Linked DNA regions of Homo sapiens: region 2 is linked to region 1. The links are chromatin contacts, found by Hi-C or POLR2A ChIA-PET in ENCODE. All regions are on one chromosome and are shown on one strand. Each heading gives the region's core, a stretch centred on a gene start or an enhancer-like site at or near the end of the contact. The rest is flanking DNA. Distances are from core to core; before and after follow the strand shown.

The links. Hi-C counts contacts between places; a loop is a spot of excess contacts on that map. ChIA-PET counts read pairs that join two places held with the same protein, here RNA polymerase II (POLR2A). Pooled maps may share reads with other maps.
Region 2: a loop to region 1 is called in a map with no recorded cell type, with 4 times the contacts of the local background. The contact joins the enhancer-like site here to the promoter of CYP51A1 in region 1. A Hi-C loop is called at or near these places in 1 of 37 single-sample maps with no recorded cell type and 2 of 50 pooled maps. POLR2A ChIA-PET finds 5 or more read pairs at or near these places in 2 of 52 experiments (OCI-LY7 and WTC11).

What each region holds. Positions count from the first base shown.
Region 1 is chr7:92,133,167-92,138,494 of GRCh38, reverse strand. It overlaps CYP51A1 (cytochrome P450 family 51 subfamily A member 1), which reads left to right and starts at 4,018. Exons shown (of 10, transcript NM_000786.4): 1 at 4,018-4,322. The coding sequence starts at 4,131. CYP51A1-AS1 (CYP51A1 antisense RNA 1) reads right to left here and starts at 3,932. Exons shown (of 3, transcript NR_122110.1): 1 at 3,413-3,932. RefSeq lists silencers at 453-653, 673-873, 853-1,053 and enhancers at 3,030-3,856, 3,393-4,052, 4,423-4,472, 4,633-4,682, 3,857-4,683.
Region 2 is chr7:92,274,179-92,279,887 of GRCh38, reverse strand. The region is part of intron 1 of ANKIB1 (ankyrin repeat and IBR domain containing 1); the gene reads right to left. Among named protein-coding and RNA genes, the nearest start is that of ANKIB1, 31 kb to the right of the region's middle. Within about 2 kb of position 3,252, at least 2 of the 41 ENCODE cell types and tissues checked have a DNase peak (open chromatin) inside an H3K27ac peak, as active enhancers do; they include OCI-LY7, where a contact is called at or near this core.

The sequences.
Region 1 (5,328 bases), core at 2,769-5,268:
ACCTGAAACCGCCTTTGCAAAATTATGACTGAGACAATGAAAGAGATTTAACTTAACCAACTCCATCTTGCTTATTTTTTTATTTTTATTTTTATTGAGACAGAGTCTCACTGTGTTGCCCAGGCTGGAGTGCAGTGGTGCTATCTCGGCTCACTGCAACCTCTGCCTCCCAGGTTCAAGTGATTCTCCTGCCTCAGCCTCCTCAGTAGCTGGTATTACAGGCGCCCACCACCACGCCCAGCTAATTTTTGTATTTTTAGAAGAGATGGGGTTTCCCCATGTTGGCCAGGCTGGTTTCAAACTCCTGACCTCAAATGATCCACCCACCTCGGCCTCCCAAAATGTTGAGATTACAGGTGTGAGCCACCATGCCCAGCCAGACTCCATCTTGCTTCTAACCTCCAAGCTGTCTTTGTTCATTCCTGGGTGTAGGCTGAACGAACTTTGGGAGAAACTAACTTAGTTTGTAGTTTATAGTTTAAACAAAGACAGTAACAGCCCTTTCTCAAAACAGGCCTCCTTCTTGCCTGGGAACTATACTAACATTAGCCACAGGATTAAAAATTATGACTTAGGAGTCATGCAGCTGGAGGCTGTAAGATTCTGACCCTCCCTAAACTGCTCTTAAGATCAGTGTTTGAGATATTTTGCAGACCCTGCACTTGATGGATCAGCTGGCACCACCGACTAATAAACTGGCTTATCTGATGTTGTGGCCTCCACTCAGGAACTGACTGAAGGCAGGAAGACAGCTTCAACTCCCTGTGATTTCACCCCTGACCAATCACCACACCTGGCTCACTGGCTACCCCCCAACTCCCACCCACCAAGTTATCCTTAAAAACTCTGCTCTCCAAATGCTCAGGGAGACTGATTTGAGTAATAAAACTCCAGTCTCCCACACAGCTGGCTCTGCGTGAATTACTTTATTGCAACTCCCCTGCCTTGATGAATTGGCTCTGTCTAGGCAGCAGGCAAGGTGAACCCCTTGGGTGGTTACATTAGGACTTAAAATAATAAATTATTAAGAACCCTAGAGAGTCATTTTTTTAAATGGATTATATCTATCAAAACTTACAGTATTACAAATTAAAATAAATGAAAATGTTTATTGAAAATAATTATTTACATAAATAATGTCATTTCATGAATATAGCTATATTTTCTTTTTTTTTTTTTTCGAGACGGTGTCTTGCTCTGTCACTCAGGCTGGAGTGCAGTGGCACAATCTCGGCTCACTGCAACCTCCACCTTGCGAGTTCAAGCGATTCTCCTGCCTCAGCCTCCTGAGTAGCTGGGATTACAGGCACGCGCCACCATGCCTGGCTAATTTTTGTATTTTTAGTAGAGATGGTGTTTCACCATGTTGGTCAGGCTGGTCTCAAACTCCTGAACTTGTGATCTACCCACCAGGGCCTCCCAAAGTGGTGGGATTACAGGAGTAAGCCACCGCACCCGGCCTATAGCTATATTTTCAAAAATAAAATATTAGTGAGAAGAATGGCATAGTTTTAGATTTTTGTAAATCTCTTTTACACCTGGCTTAATAGAAGACTGTTGGGTTCTTTTTTCTTTTTTAATTTTTTATTTCCATAGGGTTTTAAGAAATGTGGTATTTGGTTACATGAGTAAGTTCTTTAGTGGTGATTTGTGAGATTTTGGTGCAACCATCGCCGAGTAGTATACACTGAACCCAATTTGTAATCTTTTATCCCTCACCCCCTTCCACCCTTTCCCTGAGTCCCCATAGTCCATTGTGTCATTCTTATGCCTTTGCATCCTCATAGCTTAGCTCTCACTTAGGAGTGAGAACATATGATGTTTTGTTTTCCATTCCTGAGTTACTTCACTTAGAATAATAGTCTTCAATCCCATCCAGGTTGCTGAAAATGCCATTCATTCATTCCTTTTTGTGACCACGTAGCATTCCATTCCATATATAAATATATAAATATATATTTATATATATCACAGTTTCTTTCTTTTTTTTTTTTTTTTTTTTGAGACAGAGTTTTGCTCTTGTTGCCCAGGCTGGAGTACAGTGACGCAATCTCGGCTCACTGCAACCTTTGCCTCCCAGGTTCAAGTGATTCTCCTGCCTCAGCCTCCCGAGTAGCTGGGATTAAAGGCGTCTGCCACCACGTCCGGCTAATATTTTGTATTTTTAGTAGAGACGAGGTTTCATCATGTTGGTGAGGCTGGTCTCGAACTCTTGACCTCAGGTGATCCTCCCGCCTCGGCCTCCCAAAGTGCAGGGATTACAGGCGTGAGCCACCGCGACTGGACGGAAGAAACGGTGAAACTTTTAAGGTGGTAGAATTATAGGATCTGATGACTGATTAGATGAAGCATGGAGAGGGCAACAGTGTGCACAGTGATGCCTTTTCTTCACAGGCATTATAGGAGGGACAGGTTGGTAGGAGGAGGCAACGGGTTTAGTTTTGGATTTACTGACCGGGGATGAGTGTTAGCTCTCTAGGTAGAGGTGTTCCGCAGGCAACTGGTGTTGCGGGACAAATCATAGACGGGAGAGACCGAGCAGAGTTCAGGAGAGCCTTTATTATTAAGGTGATCACCGGCTCAGTCGGACTAGGGTCCAGAAAGTCTGAGCCCCGAACAAAGGGATCAATCACCTTTTAAGCAGTTTGTGTTGGGAGTTACGTGTTGCATGAAGTGTACTTGCAGAAGCAAGAACAAAGGCAGTAAATTACTCTTACATTTGTTACACCATATGTCTTACGTCCTTGGGAATACATGCTTTTGTAACACTTGCTAATCAGTTTTGTGACTTTACAGCAGCGCTAGGGAGGGAAGCAAGAACTCGCTGTGCCTCAAGGAATGTGAAACGATGGAACACAGATAAGCCTCTCCACGCATAGGGGAGAAATAAGCAGTTAATATACTCTTAACCCAGGCCTTGGGTAGGGGAGGTGCTATATTACATTCTACCTCAAAGGAAAAGAATATACTTCTTGATTAGTATACTTATAAAATTCATTAATTTCCCTTTCACTGGATATTCCTACTAATTCCCCCAGGGCCTTGCAGTTTTGTCTCATTCGCTGCTCTATCCCCTAGCTTAGCACAAAACCTAGTTCTTAACATTGATTAAATAAATGAATCCGGTCAGGTGCTCCCGTGGGTGATCTGGAAGGAGTTAAATTTGGTAGTCATGGGAGACGCTTCTGTGAAGCCATAGGAGCGAAGATTGATTGTGGCGGCAGGACTGAACTCAGCTTCTGAATCTTTCTAGCCGCTAAACCTACAGACTAAGTGGCGTCCTTGGGGAATGCTGCCTCAAACGGCTCGCGACGTCCTAAAACATGTACATTTATTTTGGAAAATCTGTTTTCGTAAAACCTAGCATACTTAATCACCAACATTTGTTAACTTCATGGTGGCATATTAATACCTGTCAGGTTGATTTTAGTTGGAGTGGGACGGGGCTGACCTCACCGTCCTACCCTTCGGTATGAGGCCGGCGTCTTCACGACCTCGCTTTTCACAACCCCAGTCCCCGAGGGCTTATTTGGGGCTGTCGGAGTCCCCAAGACGTGGCCCCGGAGAAGGGTGAGGTGCCACAGTTCGAGGTGCCCCAGTACCCTGCGTCCGGACAGGGGGCGGTGCTCACGCCCAAGGCCCCGCTGACGCGATGTAGGCCGAGATCACCTCAGGCGCTCGCGGTGCAATCACAGAGCGCGCCGTCGCCGCTCGAGCTCGCCCTGAGATCCCTCCGCTCAGCGCCTTCAACGCCGTGTCCCGGCACCCCGCACCCGGGCACACAAAAAACGGGTCGCCCGCGATTCTCAGGGATTGATCGCCTCTTCAGGTAAGTTATCTTCCGGCCCCGTACCACTGTGCCACAGGCGCAGCCCGCTTCCTCAGGTGCCCTATCCCGCGCAAGAAGACCACGGCTTCACAGAGTGTTATTTAAGGGGCGTGGCCAGCGGAACATCCCGCCCCATTCTGTGACGCACGGGGTGGCGCGCGTGGGACCCGAGGGGTGGGGCTGGGTTTAGTAGGAGACCTGGGGCAAGGCCCCCTGTGGACGACCATCTGCCAGCTTCTCTCGTTCCGTCGATTGGGAGGAGCGGTGGCGACCTCGGCCTTCAGTGTTTCCGACGGAGTGAATGGCGGCGGCGGCTGGGATGCTGCTGCTGGGCTTGCTGCAGGCGGGTGGGTCGGTGCTGGGCCAGGCGATGGAGAAGGTGACAGGCGGCAACCTCTTGTCCATGCTGCTGATCGCCTGCGCCTTCACCCTCAGCCTGGTCTACCTGATCCGTCTGGCCGCCGGCCACCTGGTCCAGCTGCCCGCAGGGGTGGTACGTACATTCTTTAGGGTCTGAGTGGGGCGCGCGCCGCAGCTGAGGCGGCCGAAGGGCTGGCGTGGGCGGCTCCGTGGCCCCGACCGGCTCAGTGGATGGCAAGGGCGGGGGCGACTGCGGCCATGCTTGGCGTGGCTTTGGTGGCAGGCGCGCTGGGGGCTGGAGTAGTGGCTGCGGCGGCGGCACTGCTGCTGGTGGCGCTGGCTGTAGCACCCGCCATTGCCTTGTGTTGGGGGGCGGTGCTGGCCTCCCCGGCTGTGTATCTGATCCTAGACGGGGTCGTGGTTGCGGCATTTGTGGTTGTAGCGGTCTGTACTGACCGCAGCAGTGGTGCCCCTAGTGGCGGTGGCTGGATTGGCGGCTGTGGGTTTGAACGACCCGGTGGTCGTTGGGGCCCTTGGTGGGGGTCCTGACGGAGATGCTGTTGGCAGCTGGCCCGTCATCCTGGAGGCTGCCCTGTGTGGTTCAGTGTTCTGTGGGCTGTAGCAGTGCCCCTAATGGTGGTTTATACCCATATTAAGGAGGATGTGTAGAGTGTGGTAATGGTAGTGACTGGAGTGTGGTAAGGGCCTTCCTCTGATGCTAATAATGTAACAGTTTCTCGGCCGGGAGCAGTGGCTCACGCCTGTAATCCCAGCACTTCGGGAGGCCGAAGCGGGCGGATCACCTGAGGTCAGGAGTTCCAGACCAGCCTGAACAACATGGAGAAACCCCATCTCTACTAAAATACAACAAAACAAAACAAAAATTAGCTGGATGTGGTGGCACACGCCTGTAGTCCCAGCTGCTTGGGAAGCTGAGGCCCGAGAATCACTTGAACCTAGGAGGCGGAGGTTGCAGTAAACCGAGATTGCGCCACTGGACTCCAGTCTGGGCGACAGAATGAGACTCCGTCTCAAAAAAAAAAAAAATCATTTTCTTCAATTTAACAGCCTTATTAACCTAGCTTTCAATCTCCCAAATGTTATTTGATTGTGCCTTTTACAGTCAGCAATAAGTAGCT
Region 2 (5,709 bases), core at 2,003-4,502, 140 kb before region 1:
GTGTGTGTGTGCTTGTTTGTTTGTTTTTTGAGTGGGTCAATTTGGACTCTAAGGTTGCCAGGATAAAAAAGGCTTAAGAAAAAGCCTTGTCACTTGGACATGGAACACAGCTGTCTGGTTTTACAGAGTCTCAGCTTTCTTGCTGCAAAGACTAACTGCAAGCTTTTTGGGAATGTTAAATTCACAGGTCCTAATTACCTGGGCCTATTAGCTAAAACCTCATGCTGTCTGATATGGGCTGTTTCAGCCTCTCAGCATGAGCTCTGCTGAACTAAAAGCAGGAACAGGCTCAATGAATAGAACTGTGACTCTGGGACTGCTGCAAATTTAGGACACCCCTCTGTGGGCCCTAAACTATGAAAAACATCAGTAGATGCCAGCTGGATTGTCTGGGTCACATCCAAATGCCCACAGGAAAGGACTTATTCTCTGATGGGACAATCTAAAATTGAGCTGCTGATCGACTCTATATTTCTGATTAAGTGGCTAATTGCATTCTTAATTTGTGATTCCTGCCAAAAGCTACAAGTTGGCGCACATCACAAGAAGTATGATCCCTCCACACCTATTCCTGACAGACTGGATTCTGGACTCCCTTTAGGGCAGGGGTCCCCAAACCCCAGGTTGTAGCCTGGTACCTGTCCATGGCCTGTTAGGAACCAGGCCACACAGCACGAGGTGAGCAGCGGGCAAGTGAACATTACCCCCTGAGTTCTGCCTCATGTCAGATCAGTGCAGCATTAGATTCTCATAGGAGTGCAAACCCTATTGTGAACTGCACACACAAAGGATCTAGGCTGTATGCTCATTATGCCTGATGATCTGAGGTGGAACAGTTTCATCCCGACACCATCCCCACTCTGCTGTACGTGGAAAAACTGTCTTCACATAAGCGGTCTCTAGTACCAAAAAGGTTGGGGACCACTGCTCTAGGGGATGTCTCACTGCTTTTGCCTTGTGTTTGGGTTTCTTGATTCATTGCAACTTACAACAATAGACTGATAAACCTGAGTCTACTTCCCTTACCTTTCTCCTCGCACACACATCTTAGTGGGACAGTTTGATTACTAAAGGAAGCTTTCCCCAAAATGGGATTTTTTCCTAGGCTGCTCACCAGATAATTGGTTAGGAAAAAAAGAGTGGGGAAGTTATGTAAATTCATTACAAAAATTTTTGAAAATTCAGAGTTCATCCTGACCAATTCCTGAATATAATGTGTCTTTCTGGTCAAATTATATAAATATATTGTTCTAAGAAAATGCTTTTGTCCCTCTTGCACTCAACCTTTTGGGATAAAAAGTCTGGGTGAGAACAAGAGATAGCTGGAAAACTATAAAGTTAAGATTGTTAAATGGGACACATTTTGTAACAAGACATAAAACAAAAACCTGGCACCTAGGGAGGCATAGGAAATGATTTGTTTTTCAGAACTGTTTTTGGAAGGGTTCCTCTCTTCCTGAAGGAAAACTTCTCCATGCTGCCTTCCTAAATGTCTTCAGCACTTTGAACTCAAACCGACTGCTGAGCCTATGATTACACCTAACAGCCCTGACTACGAGACAGCAGAGGCTGGCCCAGCTTCTGCATTTTCTTTTTCCTTTTTTAAAAAATTCTTTATTTTATTATTTATTTATTTTGAGACAGGGTCTCATTCTGTAGCCCAGGCTGGAGTACAGTGGTGTGATCATAGCTCACTGAAACCTTGAACTCCTGGGCTCAAGCACTCTTCCCACCTTAGCCTCCTGAGTAGCTAGGACCACAGACACGCATCATCATGCCTGGGTAACTTTTTTTTTTTTTTTTGACACAGAGTTTCACTTTTGTTGCCCAGGCTGGAATGCAGTGGCACGATCTCTGCTCACTGCAACCTCCGCCTCCCAGGTTCAAGCGATTCTCCTGCCTCAGCTTCCTGAGTAGCTAGGACTATAAACACCTGCCACCACGCTGGGCTAATTTTTGTATTTTGAGTAGAGACAGGGTTTTACCATGTTGGCCAGGTTGGCCTCGAACTCCTGACCTCAGGTGATCCACCTGTCTCGGCCTCCCAAAGTGCTGGGATTACAAGCGTGAGCTACCATGCCTGGCCTATTTTTTTTTATTTTTAGTAGAGAAGAGGTCTCCCTATGTTGCCCAGGCTGGTCTTGAACTCTTGCCCTCAAGCGATCCTCTGGCACTGGCCTCCCAAACTGCTGGGATTACAGGTATGAGCCTCCACGCCCACTCCCTGCACTTTCACACAGAACATCCATAAATATTGTCATCCATAGATGTGAGGCAAATGAACTCGTAACATGGACATGCAAATCTGTTTGGAACTGACTGTATTTAGGCATTCTTGAAGCCAAATACCAAACTGAATTAATTGGACTGGAAACCCTTGGGCAGGAGACCCAATGGTAAGAGTTCATACTGGGGACTGCCTGACTAATACAGATGCTCCTCGACTTATGATGGGGTTATATCTGAATAAAGCCACTGTAAATCAAAACCACAAGTCAAAAATGCATTTAATACCCCTGTAAACCAAGTCAAAAAACTGTAATTCAAATAATCATTAAGTCAAGGACTGTCTGCATATGTCCTGTTTGGAGTATCCTAACAATTGTGAATTCTTTGTTTCCAGGAGTACTGTATTAGTCCATTTTCACAGTGCTATAAATACCTGAGACTGAGAAGTTTATAAAGAAAAGAGGTTAAACTGGCTCATGGTTCTGCAGGCTGTACAGGAAGCATGATGACCGCATCTGCTCCACTTCTGGAGAGGCCTCAGGAAACTTACAATCATGGCGGAAGGGAAAGGAGGAGCAGACACTTCACATGGTGGGAGCAGGAGCAAGAGAAAGAGCAAGGGGGAAGGTGCTACACACTTTTACACAACCAGATCTCACAAAAACTCACTCTTTATCACAGCAAGGGGATGGTGCTAAACCATTCATGAGAAATTCGCCCCCATGATCCAATCACCTTCCACCAGGCCCAACTTCAACATTACAGATTACAATTCAACAAGAGATTTGGTAGAGACACAGATCCAAACCATATCAGGTACTATGAGTGTCCTCTGGAAATGCACTCCTTTCATGTGTACCCTGATTATCAGGACACTTCTGAAAAGCCTGAAGAACTAGATGATTCAACTTAACCAGATATGTGCTGTCCAAATTTATCTTCAGGCCAGATAAAAACGAAACTAAAATGCAGAAACTGAAGGCGGAAGCCACCTGGCTTTCTATGATAGACCTTTATAATCAATGAAATTTGTTTTAACTGGCCACATTCTGGACCTCTAAAGGGCTTAGCTGTCAAGGTACCTTGGCTAAATGCCAAGGGAGTGGACCATGCAGAAAAGAGTTAACATATCAGGCTTGAGATGGCTATCCTTACAAAGGCCTCCTTGCAAGACTGGCCCATGATTGGTATCTGGAAACTTGGATTCCTCTCCTAGGGAATAAACTTTCGACCTTTTAAGGTTTCCATAGTGGAGACAGGAATTTTTAAAGTTTTAGAAATAAAGATGGGGTCAGTATATATACAGTGTCTGTGTCTGTCACAGATGCCACTTCTACCTATTAAATTGGTAAATGAGTTTGGAAACACAAATTGAAGTCATTACTCATTGCTGGTGGAGGTACAACTTGGAACAATTGTTCTGTAGAATAATTTTACAGTATTTGTTCATGTTGAAAATAAATATGCCTTGGGCCTAGAATCCTGATTTTACATATATTCACCTCTATGTATTACCTAATATATGTATTTTCTGTATCTAAATGAGACGTAATGAGACCAACTTTTAACAAGCTAAAAAGATCAGTGTGCATCTATATACTAAGTGTAGTTTTGCAAAACTTTTTTATTATATATAGATGTAGATATACCACACACAAAGACATATGGCATGTGTATGTGTATATAAGGTTATGATATAAAATTACTTATTGTGGGTTATAATTTTGAAAAATTAATAGATATTATCCTAGGATAACTCCTATAACAGGTACACAAAGAGACATGTACAGTGATGCTTATTTTGGCATTATTTATAATAGCAGGGGTTAGGCAACCAGCAAGGGCTACTGTACAATGAAAGTGAGTTGGTGGTTTCATTATGTACCCCAACTGTCAAAATCTTTAGGTCTATTCCTTTAGGCTAAGTGGAGGAAAGAAGCTGGGGGAGGTCTCGCCATTTAGTTTGTGCACTTCTACTTAATCCCAATTCCAGAATGGTGCATCACCCCCAGTTCTATGTCCCTGTCCTTCTGGCACAGTTTTTCCAGGTTAATACACCTCCTGTCTTCTTCTTGCCATTTGGGATTGAATTAATTTTTCACTGTGTAGGACCGTCCCTCACATTTCGCAATGTTAATCATCCCTGACCTCTGCCAATTAAATATCTGCAGTGTTTTCCAGACATTGTTACAATTTTTCCAGGTATTTTCAAATACCGTCCTGAGTTGGTGATGGGCAGCACCACCCCAACTCACAGGAAGAAATCATTAAAACAATTGGGAACAATACTTTTTAAACATCTGTTCATTTGATTCAAAGTAGACTTACATCAGTAATATCTAAGTACAGAGATGTCTATGTCATACTCCCCAGTATACATGTAAAAATGAAAACTTAGTCAATATGCTCCTGAAATCCCATTAAGTGAGAATAAATTAAGAAAAAAGGATAAATCTACAAGGTCAAAAAGAATGAGAGGAAACAAGAGCTGATGAAAAATTTCAAAAAAGCTGGAATTTTGAAAACTGGAAAACAAATACACAACAGGCAACTAGTTTAGCAAAGCTAAATTGAGTAAGCAAAGGTCAAACCTAATTCTACAACCAAGAAAGAAAAAAAAGCAGCCTACTTTTTGTTAAAGAACACCAAAAAGTCTCAGAAATTGGAGGTATAGGTAGCTTTGAGGCATGGGATGTGGCTAAAAACTGCAGAGACTGAAAAATATTTTTTTTGAGACAGGGTCTCATTCTGTTGCGCAGGCTGGAGTGCAGTGGTGCTATCACAGCTCACTGCAGTCTTCACCTCCTGGGCTCGGGCTATCCTCCTGCTTCAGCCTCCCATGTAGATAATTAAAAAAAATTTTTTTTTTAGTGACAGGGTTTTGCAGGCTGGGCATGTTGCCCAAGCTGGTCTCAAACTCTTGGTGTCAAGTGATCTTCCCGCCTTGGCCTCCCAAAGTGCTGGGATTACAGGCATGTGCCACCACACTTGGCCAAAAAATCTTATAAGGAGTTAAGAATGACCAGATTCTCTCTCCCAGCTAATGCAGCTGAGCTAGTGCTCCTGTTCTGAAACATTGCTTTTTTTTTTTAAATGACCACAAAGAAAATTACTAGATTTACAAAAGTATGTATGATAAATGTACATGGCAAACATCCTTATGCATCTAAAATGCAATTTCCTTACTTAAAACCCTTCAATATAGTAGTCACTGTAAAATTTTTTTAAAGGCACACTCATATACCTTATTACAGTGGAATTTACAATTTTAGGTTCTTTACTACAAACTAATTTTGACCTAAGCATAAACTACCTTTTATTACTGATATTTTGTGTAAATTTCTTACTGCTCTAAGGTGAGCTTAGGTTCCTTAAAGTTAGGGACTACATCTATACTCTTGTTTTTGTTTTTTCAAATCTGCAGTGCCCAGTAGTGTTTTGCATATTATCAATACAAACTTTAAAAATTGTTTGTAGGTA